Linked DNA regions of Mus musculus: region 1 is linked to region 2. The links are chromatin loops, found by intact Hi-C in ENCODE. Cell type or tissue: gastrocnemius. All regions are shown on one strand. Links, peaks and the distances in the headings refer to the core of each region. The heading gives the core; the rest is flanking DNA. Region 1 overlaps Zfp385b (zinc finger protein 385B). Region 2 overlaps Zfp385b (zinc finger protein 385B).

Region 1 (5,383 bases), core at 120-5,119, 71 kb after region 2:
TAAATATCTCAGCCCATAGATGGGCTAATTTAAAGGACCCACTGACCTATATGTACATTTGACAAACTAGGAACAGAAGGGTCCCATTTAGAGTGATCACAAGACACAGAAATGCATTATCTATAAAGTTTAGGATAAAGCTTTATCCTAAACTTCAAAGAGGTCAACTTATTTGTCTGTTTGTTTATCTGAGACGGGATCGCAACCATTCCAGGCTGGTCTTGAACTCACTATGTAGCTGAAGACCTTGCATTTCTGATCCCCCTGCTTCTGCTTCCACATTTTAAGCAATAAGACTATAGGTGTGCAGTATCACACTTACTACATGTGTGCTGGCGGTGTGCAGCATCACACTTACTACATGTGTGCTGTAGGTGTGCACCATCACACTTACTACATGTGTGCTGTAGGTGTGCAGCATCACACTTACTACATGTGTGCTGTAGGTGTGCACCATCACACTTACTACATGTGTGCTGTAGGTGTGCAGCATCACACTTACTACATGTGTGCTGTAGGTGTGCAGCATCACACTTACTACATGTGTGCGGGGGTGAAACCCAGGGCTTTGGTAGTAGCAGGAAAACACTCTACCAACTAGGGTATATCCTTGGCCCTGACAAGTCTTTGTCCTCTCTCTCTCTCTCTCTCTCTCTGTGTGTGTGTGTGTGTGTGCGCGCGCGCGCGCGAGCACGCGCATGTGCGTGTGTTATATGTGGAGGGCAGAGCTCCACATTAGGTGTCTTTTTCAATTGCTCTCCACAATTGGTTTTTTGTTTATTTTTGAGAAAGGGTCTCTCACTGTCCCCAGAGTGCTATGATTTGGCTTAGACTGGCTAGCCAGGCAGCCTCAGGAATTCTCCTGTCTCTGCTTCTTTAGAGTTGGAATTTCAGGTATATACTATCAGGTAAAACTTTTTATTTGGGTGCCAAGTAATCAAAATTCTCCTTCCCGGCAGAACCATCTCTCAATGTCATTCCCCACTAATGTATTTTTAAGAACAAGTAACGCTCGATGAGTTTGTTATTCATCTCCACATATTTGTATATCAAGGGCTTTTACATAAGCATTTCGTGTGAGTCTCCTCTCACTGGAGGTCTAAAAATTTTATCATTTGTACCATCCATAGGCTGTGAGAAAAATGACGCGTAAGATGTCACTCATTACTAAATGTGCATATTTCCTCTCAAATATTCTCAAGGTGTGTTTTCCTCATTAATGCCAAATAAAGGTCAGACACTTTGGATCATGTGGGAAATCACAAGGAAAATCTAAATCAAATCCCAAGCCACACAGTGCCTTTAATATCACTGTGAAAATGCACTGTGAAGCCTGAGGTGATAAGATAGCATATCTTAAAATGACTTGAAACCAAAAATGGATTTGTGAGCAGTCTCAGCTCACTAAGAATGTTTCTTGACCGGTTAGAACATGAGGACACAGGCCTCACCTTAACATCCAAACCAGGGCAATTTCTTCACAATATTGACTTAGGGTGTTTATGAAGAAAGGTCACTATTAGAATATAATGCCAGGACAGAATTCTAGCAAGACTGGTTGTTCTAACCCTTGGAGAAGTCCCTCTGGTTATCCCTTCATTTTGAAGAGATTAATGAGTTGTCTTAATTGGGAAGGAAAGAAGGAAGGAAGGAAGGAAGGAAGGAAGGAAGGAAGGAAGGAAGGAAGGAGTCAACTTGGTGAGCACGTTCATGGGTGCAACATGACCCCTGTGTAATAAATCTTTCTAGAAGCAGGTCATCTTTTCCAGATGGGCCCTGTCTTCACTTTTCTCATGTGGGACTTGGCAGATGGGACGTTCTGAATCTGAGAGGCCACCTCTCTGCTGACAACTGCTTTATATAGCCATCAGCGGTGAACTCTTACTGGGGCACGTAGGGGATCAGAACTGTTGAGTCATGTCTGGCCAAGAGAGTCTGTCATCTCTCAGTCCTCTGCCCACCAGTCCATCCCAGCAGCAATGCACCACACTGTTGCAAGACAGCCAGACTTCCAGCCCGAGAGAAGGCAAGACTGGCTGTCAGTACCATACTGGTTTAAGGAGGTATTTTGTGCAGAGATCACAAGGAAGAACAATCTTTGCATTTCTGTCTGTGATCTCTTGTGTACAGATCTGGAGCTTGGGAAGAAGCAGGAAGGAATGGATGGCTTTTTACCACCCTGAAATAGCTGTACAGCAAGACCAATTTAGTGGTTTGCTTCCATCACTTACTACTCATAGGTCTGTGGAAGATCCCTTACCTGAAACAACTGCCTTCTCATGTTTGGATAGGGGATGACACTGTGGTTCTCATTAGTTGCATAGCTCTGTGCTTGGTACAGAGTACCGCCTATGGCAGATGCTATTCTGTTTGCTTCCACGATGCTAAGGGCCCAGGTTATCAAAGCCCCAGTTTAGAAAGGGCCCCAACATCGTCCGTGCATTCCAGTTTCCCTGGCTTTATCTCTGTTTTGGTTTAATGCCAGGATTCTTGATTTGGGATTCATGGAATCTCCCTCTCTAGGAACTAGCTACAAATATTTGCAGTCATGCTTGTTTTTCAGAGAGAGAGAGAGAGAGAAATCAGATTAAATCAACTCACAAAGACTGTAATTCAAAGAGATTAAAAAAATACTTATATGTTTCTGAAGAGTTACAGGCAAACTCAGTATATTTTTGTAAATCAGATCTGATTTTTAATTTACCAGAAAAGCCCATGAGTACAGGAAGTCTACAATGGATCTTTCTGTAGGCAACGACTTATATTGTAACTGCGTATTTAATCCAGACTATTTCAGTACTGTACAAAAGATTCAGATCTTCACATATCAAGTTTAATCAAAATAAAGTGCATGGTGATATTGCATGCATAGTAGCTAGTCCGTGCATAATTTCCAAGAGAGATTGAGGGGGGGAGTCATGGTCAAGTTGAATGGGAAGGGAAAGGAAGAGCTGTATGCGATTCTTGCTCAATCAGTGAGAGTCCTAATTATCCCACATCCAGACACTGTCTAAATGAAGAAATAGAGGTTCTGAAAGGCCATGTGATTCGCCCAAGGTCATCACGTAGTTACGGACAATGAGGAATCGCAGCTGTGAAAACCATGCTGGTGATTATGAAGATGATGACAGGGCAGTGATCTACGGAGCAGTCACTTGAGCTAAGCCTCTTAAAGACTTAACCTCTCTACTTGAGCTACAACCACGCAGCAAGATTTTATTACCTCTACTCAGCAGATAAAACACTGTGCCCAGGGCTCTAGGGTCAGAAAGTGGACAACTCAGAAAGCAAACCAACTCAGAACTCTGCCTTGCCTTGCAAGGCTGCTTTTAAACACTGCTTGAAACTGCTTCCCAGGACACAACAGGGCTGAGGCACACAATCTTGAAATACAAGTAGTTAAAAGGCTGTGTAGGAAGGATGTATCTGCAGTCTTTAAGGTTTATTTACATAATTGGATGGAGTTTTAAACAATATCCACATCATGTACAATCTTTGTGGACATGCCCCTCCTAGTCTCCAGGCCAGGTGCATCAACCACATGAAATCTGTGTTCTCCCTTACCAGCCCTCTTTCTGGGACTCCATAAGCATTATGCACCGATGGCCTTGAAACTGTTTCTGATGCCAGCTTAGGACTGCTTTCCAGATCTGTCCCTGAGGCAGACAGACAAGGTGACTGTTTTCAGGAACTGTAGACGAAGCTTGGAGGCGGGACTGTCTCTGGCATAGATCACGGAGCAGGACAGGACACAGGTCAGCTTTCATGCTTTGGCACAGAATGACAAAGGATCTTGGGATTCTAAAATGATACTTGGCTGTCTGTGGTTCTAAAAATCAAGAACGGAGGATGAGAAGAATCACACAGAGGAAAAGTACGATCAGCAGAGCATGGTGAGGCAGTGACTCTTGAGCTGTCACTGAAGCAGAGCATGGTAAGGCAGTGGCTCTTGGGCTGTCACTGAAGCAGAGCATGGTAAGGCAGTGGCTCTTGGGCTGTCACTGAAGCAGAGCATGGTGAGGCAGTGGTACAACTTGGGCTGTTACTGAATGGACAAGAGCAAAGTTTGGGTGTGAGAAAGAAAAAGTACACAGAGGTAAGGATCAACTTTTAGGGAAAGTCAATTTCCGATCTTTGGTCTGAGCAGCCCTCCAAGTTAGGGACTCCGGCTTCCACCTTTCAGATATGATGCACGGAGTGTGGGAGTCAAATTGGATATAGTAGACTGTGCTCAGCCTGCTCCTTCATGCTGTTCTGCCTTTTCAATGTAGCAGGACAGACTCATGCCAACTACGAATAAACAAGACTCCTGAGGGGGGTTCTCATCTATAACCCATTACTCAAAAATAATGGTCATATAAAAGCTATTAGTCATCATACATGTTCCTGGAATAGTCGTTACATTACAAACTATCTGAGTTTCTAAAATTATATTTGATTTTCAGGTATCTTGAGTATTACTGCAAGAATTCACACTTGTAATTATTTCAAGATCATGTTCTCAACTATTTGAAGTTAGCTTATTAATGTTGAACCTCCAAAGGTTTAAAAGAAATGTTACTTAGGCTGCTAATTCATAATCTCCAAAATGTATCTTCTCAAACTTTACATGTGATGCCATACTAAGTTGTACCAGCATTTAAGCTTTATCACCACATCTGAATTCTAGTCTTCTCTTAATCTCCAATATTGATATTGGAAGCAAAAACAAATAAATACAATTAAAAATTAAGTAATAGCATTTAGGATTGGATCAAAGTAACTATAATTTAAATTTCGTTTTGCCAGGCTAAACAACTGCTAAGCTAGTAGCTACCAGGAAGAAAGACAAAGATTAAACCCAGAAGTACTCAAGAATGAGATTTTTTTGGAGAAACTTTTCAAAAGCTAAGTCTATTATTTTCCTCAATCAGACATGTCACATATGACACAGTTAGGTTTTACTTTTAAATTGAAAACTTAATAACTTCTGAACCATTTCGAAGTTGTCTGCTGTGAAGTTTTTAAGTTAAAAAAATATAAATCAATATACCTGAGGGGGGAAAAAACCCAAACCGGATGGGAACACTTTCAAGGGCATCATTAATATTTCAAGCCAGCACGGAGGAAGAAAATAAGGCTGCACTCAGCAATGCCAAGGTTCCTCAGATCTACTGCCTCTGTGGCTATGGAAAACTCTTAATTTCTTTACATTTCAGTTCCTTCACGGACAGAAGAAATAGAATCAAACACACCCTTAGAGTATCACAGCGAAGAGTGAACTCTGACAGTCAGTTGGTAAAAAGTCTAGAATTATTATTAGCTATGTCTGGTTTCATCTTTAAACAGAACTGGTCCTGTGAACTGAAAGGGACGGTTTTAAAAACATTTCTTTACTGAGGTA
Region 2 (5,383 bases), core at 236-5,235:
AATTCTGGGTAAAGGGTAATACTTTAGGTCAAATCCTTTTAACGAATAGCTAAGAAAGCCCTAAAGTCCCACTTTGGAGTTGTATACCTCTAGAAGGTACTAAGATACCTCCAACTTTTTTTTATTTTTATTTATTTATTTATTTTATTTTGAGCAAGGCTCAGGTAGTTAAGGGTAGTCTTTAACTCACTGTGCAGCAGAGGCTGGCCTTGAATTCCTGACCCTCCAGCCTCCACTTCAAATGCTAGGATTACAGGCACATGATACCATGCAAAGTTCCAAGGACACTTTTCAGGGCCTCTTCTTTTCAAGTGCACTGAGTAGTTGAGGGTTATTTACTACCCTTTTGGCTCAAGAACAGGGTTCTCTAAATATAACTTTCAAGTACAAGACGAACAGGATGATTTCCTCATTACCATTTCCTGGCATCAGGGCGGAAAGTTAACAGCATCAGTTAGCCCTCGAGATAAAGATACAGCTATGTGATACCTTACTGCACGTGGCAAGATAGAAAGGGCTCTCCACAATGCAACCCGTTTCCCCTGAGTTTGGGGTGTGTAAAAGCCAGCAGTGAGGATCATTGGCTCCCTCGGACTGGCATTTAGGGCAAGTGAAGCTGCCCGTTGTGGAGCAGAGGTGCCCTCACTTGGCACACCTCTACTTTCTCCTGGTGTTCTCGGTGACTGACACTTTGCTATCCTCGGTACTTTATCTGACGCAGTGTCAACAGCTTTTGCTTCCTGGGCAAACCTTCAAGTGAAAGTGAGACGCTGTTAAATAGCAACAGCACTGACCCCACTTCATTAGCAAGGAAGCACCTTAATTGAGGAGTGAGAGAGGCAAGAAGGAGAGCCAGCAAACTCATGGCACCAGGCAGTCAACTGCCACAATCAAATGCCATCAACAATGGGCTTGTTTGGCCAGCCTGACTTTCCTTACAGCCCAGTGACTGAGCAGCAGGAGATAGCTGTCTACTGCAAGTGGCTTCAAGAGAGCTGTTGCAATCCCCCTGGCACTGACCAGTGCTTGGGTGTGTGTGTGTGGCTTAGCAGTAAGGCACACGCCTCATTGCACAGGGCCCAGGGTTTGAGCCTGAGCAGTCAAAAAGGAGAAGGAAGAAGAAAGTCCCATATGAAGAAGTGGCAAGAAAGAAAGGGTTACTGGAATGACCACCCTGACCTCCACCTAGGAACTGACGGGAATATAACCTCATATTTTAGGAGTCACTTCTATAGTTCCCAGAATACCCACTATCCATTGGCAAAATAGGTTTCACAGGAAATGACATCCAGAGATACATTTTTTCACCCATTAATTCCCTTTTGTGCCAAGTCCCATTGATTTCCCAAATCCTCAACATTTCTCAGAAACTCAAAAAGATAATGAATTAGACAAGGTTTGGACTTAAAACTAAAAATGTAATGAACTCTTCCCAGTGGGACATTCTACAATCTACTGTGCGGTCCCCTCCGGTGTCTCCTGAGTTCTAATTCCTGCCTCAGAGAGGCAGATCTGCAAGCTCCAGTCACAATGTAAAATTGTGTTCAGTGTATACGGAAAGGCAGATTCACGGAGCGCTAGGCAAGTGCCCAGCTCTCTATAGAGAACTGATCTTTTCGTGTCTAAAGCAATGAGTAAAACTATTTCCTCCGTTAAAGAAAATACACCATGGCATCTCTTTCTCTACTGCCTTAGGTGTCAATGCGGTCAGCAATGTCATGAGGGAAGTGGCAATGGTTAGTTAACATCAGACAAGATGGGCTCTGCACATGGTGGTATGGCTGTAGAGAGTGGTCAGTTAATTTAAACAACAACATATTCTAAATAAAGATCTAACTACTAAAATACTAAGAAAAACATATGCCAAATCAACCATAAATAAATAAACTAGTAAACTTGATTGTTCTAAAAGCAATTTGTCTCATGCCATGTGTTGGACAGCATGATATTTTTAGAAATAAAGACAACCCCCTTTCACCTGGACACCCACTGAAGATCAGGAGGTAGAAGAAAAGAAATTCAAACCACAATCCAAAGTTCAAGGAAAAAGATGACCCGAAGCAAGAGGGGGAAAGATATCAAGGATGTAGCAACTGAGAACTAAAGGAATCAGTGAATAGAAAAAAAAAATTCTCCAGATTGTAGAGGACTGGGGAACCTCCTCAGAAGAGGGAGCAGAGGTTGGGCGCTGCTTCTGGGGCGGGCTCTGAGGTGGCAGTGCCCAGTGGGAGACCCTCTGGGGTAAAAGGAACAGCATGCGCTGGACGGTACATCCTTTGAGCTACAGTGTTCCCTGGCATAGATACTTGTAGCTTCTCTAGAACACACGGATACAGAGAAGACAGCAGAGGAATGCCCCTGAACTGTTACCTTAGAAATTATGTCCCTTGTAAAACGGAAGCCATCGTCGGGCTTTTCAATTGCACGTCAAATGCACTATCAGTAAGCACTTGGAGTAGGAAGTTACTGTGTCATTAGATGTGGCTTTTACATTACAGATCCTATTCTGTGTGCTAAACTATAATCTTGTATCACAGCCAAGGCACTAAGATAATTATCTGAGATAAAATAATAATGACACTTTGAAATCTATGAACATGTTAAGAAACAAATTAAAAATTACTGAGTAGAAGCTAAATAATTTCTTGAATCTCTGCCTCTTATTTTTTTCTCACAAAACTCTTTTTACTAGCAAAAACCCTTTTGTATGTATTTTTGAACTGATTAAGATTTGACACTCCCAGAGACAGGGCCACATTATGAGAAGCGGAAGATGTACTCAAGAGAAAGGTTTACTCAATCCAAAGACGGCTAGTGAACCTTTCTTCTGATATTGGCCATATTACAGTCTGCAATACCAATAATGATGTATAAACTGTCTTTGGTATTTACCTCACTCACTCAGTCCTTACTTATGGGAATTTGTTGAAAACAAAAAAAGTTCAGACAGAATTATGACCATTAGCATAAAGAGAGTTAGTGTTTTTGCTAATTTCTAAAATCTAACCAGTGAAACAGTTGTGGTCTCTATGGTCCAACTAGTTCCTTGATATTGTGTAACTCCAGGGGGCGCCACTCACATACAGTTCACCATGGATGCTATCCTCCAGGCCACATGTAGCAGACCAGTAACCTGCGTAAGGCATTCTACATGCATTGTCTGTAGAGTGCAGAAAACACCCTGCGAACTCCAAAGCTTTCTGTATCACTAAAAGGAAAAGCAGTGGCTCTCAGGAGGGACACGATGTGCACTCTAGCCTGTTAATTCTCTTTGGGCCCAATTTAAATTCCATCAAATCTTAGAGACAGTAAATTCTTGGGTCACAGCTGCTTCTGTTTGATACCCCAGCTTTACACAGACATCTTCACTTTGTACATTTTAGTGGAGGCAAATTAATCCATTTCTTAAAAAAAAAAGCTGAGATCTTTAGTGCAGTTCAAAGTAATTTTTCAAATATATCCTATTAGTCATCTGTGAGCCTTGATGCCTATGTTTCTGCTTGGCCTAAGAAACTGCACATGAGCACACTGTTGGCCTATAGGTGACCTACAGAAGGGCACCACAGCTTGAGTTAATAATCAGCTGAGATGTGGTGCAGAGACAGGATTGTGCCCTTAAAGAACAAGCAGGGTGGTTTCCCACAGTTTCAAGTGAACAAACTCAGCCATTTCCCTTCACTTCAGACTTCACTTGAGTGGTCTGAAGGTAGATTATTAATTTTAGAGGATTCCCAGGAATCTTAGCTTTTTTCCTTAGGGATCCAACTGCACACCGAGTTACCAACTTAGGGTTGATAAGGGCAAGATAAGAGACACAGTTATTTGAAAGTGCCAGTACTAACTGTGATCTGATTGTGAGCCCTTTTATTTGGGGAGTTCTGTTTTCTCGCTTGCCTAGCTCTTTGATATTTCATTTCAAATTAGGTCATAATTAAAACTTATGTCCATTAAAAAACAACAACAATAGGTTTTTGCTAAGGTAAAGATCAATCCAGATGACTCCTATCTAAATTCTGTTTGTAAACAATGAAAATCATAGAGATTGCATTTTGAAGGACATTGTCTTTTTACCAGTCAAGTGGCAGCACACTTATGTGAATTCTTCAGTACAGGTCTTCAGCATCAGCGCTCTGATAAAGGTCATTACAATTTACATAGGGAGTTTCAAGTGGCTGGGATGCTTATTCTTAAAAAAACAAACAAAAACAAAAGACAATTCGAGTGTTTACTCTGTATTTTGCACTGCAGTGTGGTAATTTTTGAGGGATGCTTATGCTGTCTTCTGTGTTGAGGGTCAGCACCTGAACACAGTAAGCCAACACCTCATGCATAAGTGAATTCCTAAAAAAAAAAAATGTCCAACAGTTTAACTGGGGGGGGGGGCGGGGGGGGGGAGATGAAGCAATAAACCCTGGCGGGGTGCACTCTACCACGCTCAAATCAAAGGGAAATGGCTGATTAACTCCCCAGAGAGTGCACCTAATAAGCTATACACTCTAAATGACGCTATCCAGCTCAGGAAGGCAAGTGCTTTGTACACTGACATGACTAACATATAAAGTGATTAAAAAAATACCCAATTTTCTTTAAAATTAATACATATAGGAATTAAACCCCTTAGAACGTTTTTGTGAATCAAACGTTCTTATTTTAATTTAAAATTTTTATTTAATTTATGTTAATATTAAAGATTTGTCAATGATTACACAATATCCTTTGAATTTTTTATTTTGGGATTTTCCCCAGAGTATTTAAAATGGAAGTGATCCATTTTCCTCAAATTAATTTCACATTTTATATAAGCCTGTTAGTTACTTCTCTGGTACGGTGACATAGAAGGGCATCTCTGACTCTGAGGTGACTCCAGTTTCACTGGCTCTGCAGGTGTATTTACAAGGAAGAACCACGAGCTTTCAGTGGGGCGCTGTGACCGCTCACCTAACTGATCCAAACCATCTGAACGGTCTCTTAGACTAGGCTCTCAGACTCTCACACATTTACAGTGAACTGGTCCAAGAAAGCATTGCACTTGTTTCTGTTTCCATATTAAAGACATCGACACAAATGACACCAATTACATCTAAAATGAGAACTTGTATTATGTCTCCTTATGTACGTTCCATGAATCATAGCCTTAGTGTTGGCTGTAGTGGCAGGGCAACTCAGTGGGCAGTGCTCAGGGAACCAGTTGAAACATGGCTGTACCAGTATTTCATATGCTGACACATTAGTTATCTATCATTCATCATTTGAGACTCTGTTCAACAGTTACTGAAACAATCATATTTCAGAGTGGAAGATTGAGGCCTAGGCCCCGGCATAATGTTATAAGTCAGATGAAATAAGATATGTAGATATGAAAAGCATATCTCAGGCTGGAGAG

What was found. Peaks named below come from ENCODE experiments on the same cell type or tissue, not always from the same donor. Only the 100,000 strongest peaks of a DNase experiment are listed, where the experiment ranks them.
Region 1: it touches region 2 in a loop (2.3-fold over the local background); 2 of 42 quality-filtered maps call a loop at or near these places.

What each region holds. Positions count from the first base shown.
Region 1 is chr2:77,524,612-77,529,994 of GRCm38, forward strand. All of the region lies in intron 3 of Zfp385b (zinc finger protein 385B), which reads right to left. Among named protein-coding and RNA genes, the nearest start is that of Gm13944, 65 kb to the left of the region's middle. In gastrocnemius, for the core only: no CTCF peak of the experiment used is centred there; no DNase peak of the experiment used is centred there; H3K4me3 peaks cover 792 bases; H3K27ac peaks cover 2,032 bases.
Region 2 is chr2:77,453,722-77,459,104 of GRCm38, forward strand. All of the region lies in intron 5 of Zfp385b (zinc finger protein 385B), which reads right to left. Among named protein-coding and RNA genes, the nearest start is that of Gm13944, 6.2 kb to the right of the region's middle. In gastrocnemius, for the core only: a CTCF peak has its summit at 3,060 (motif pointing right); a DNase peak (open chromatin) is centred at 3,078; H3K4me3 peaks cover 182 bases; H3K27ac peaks cover 817 bases.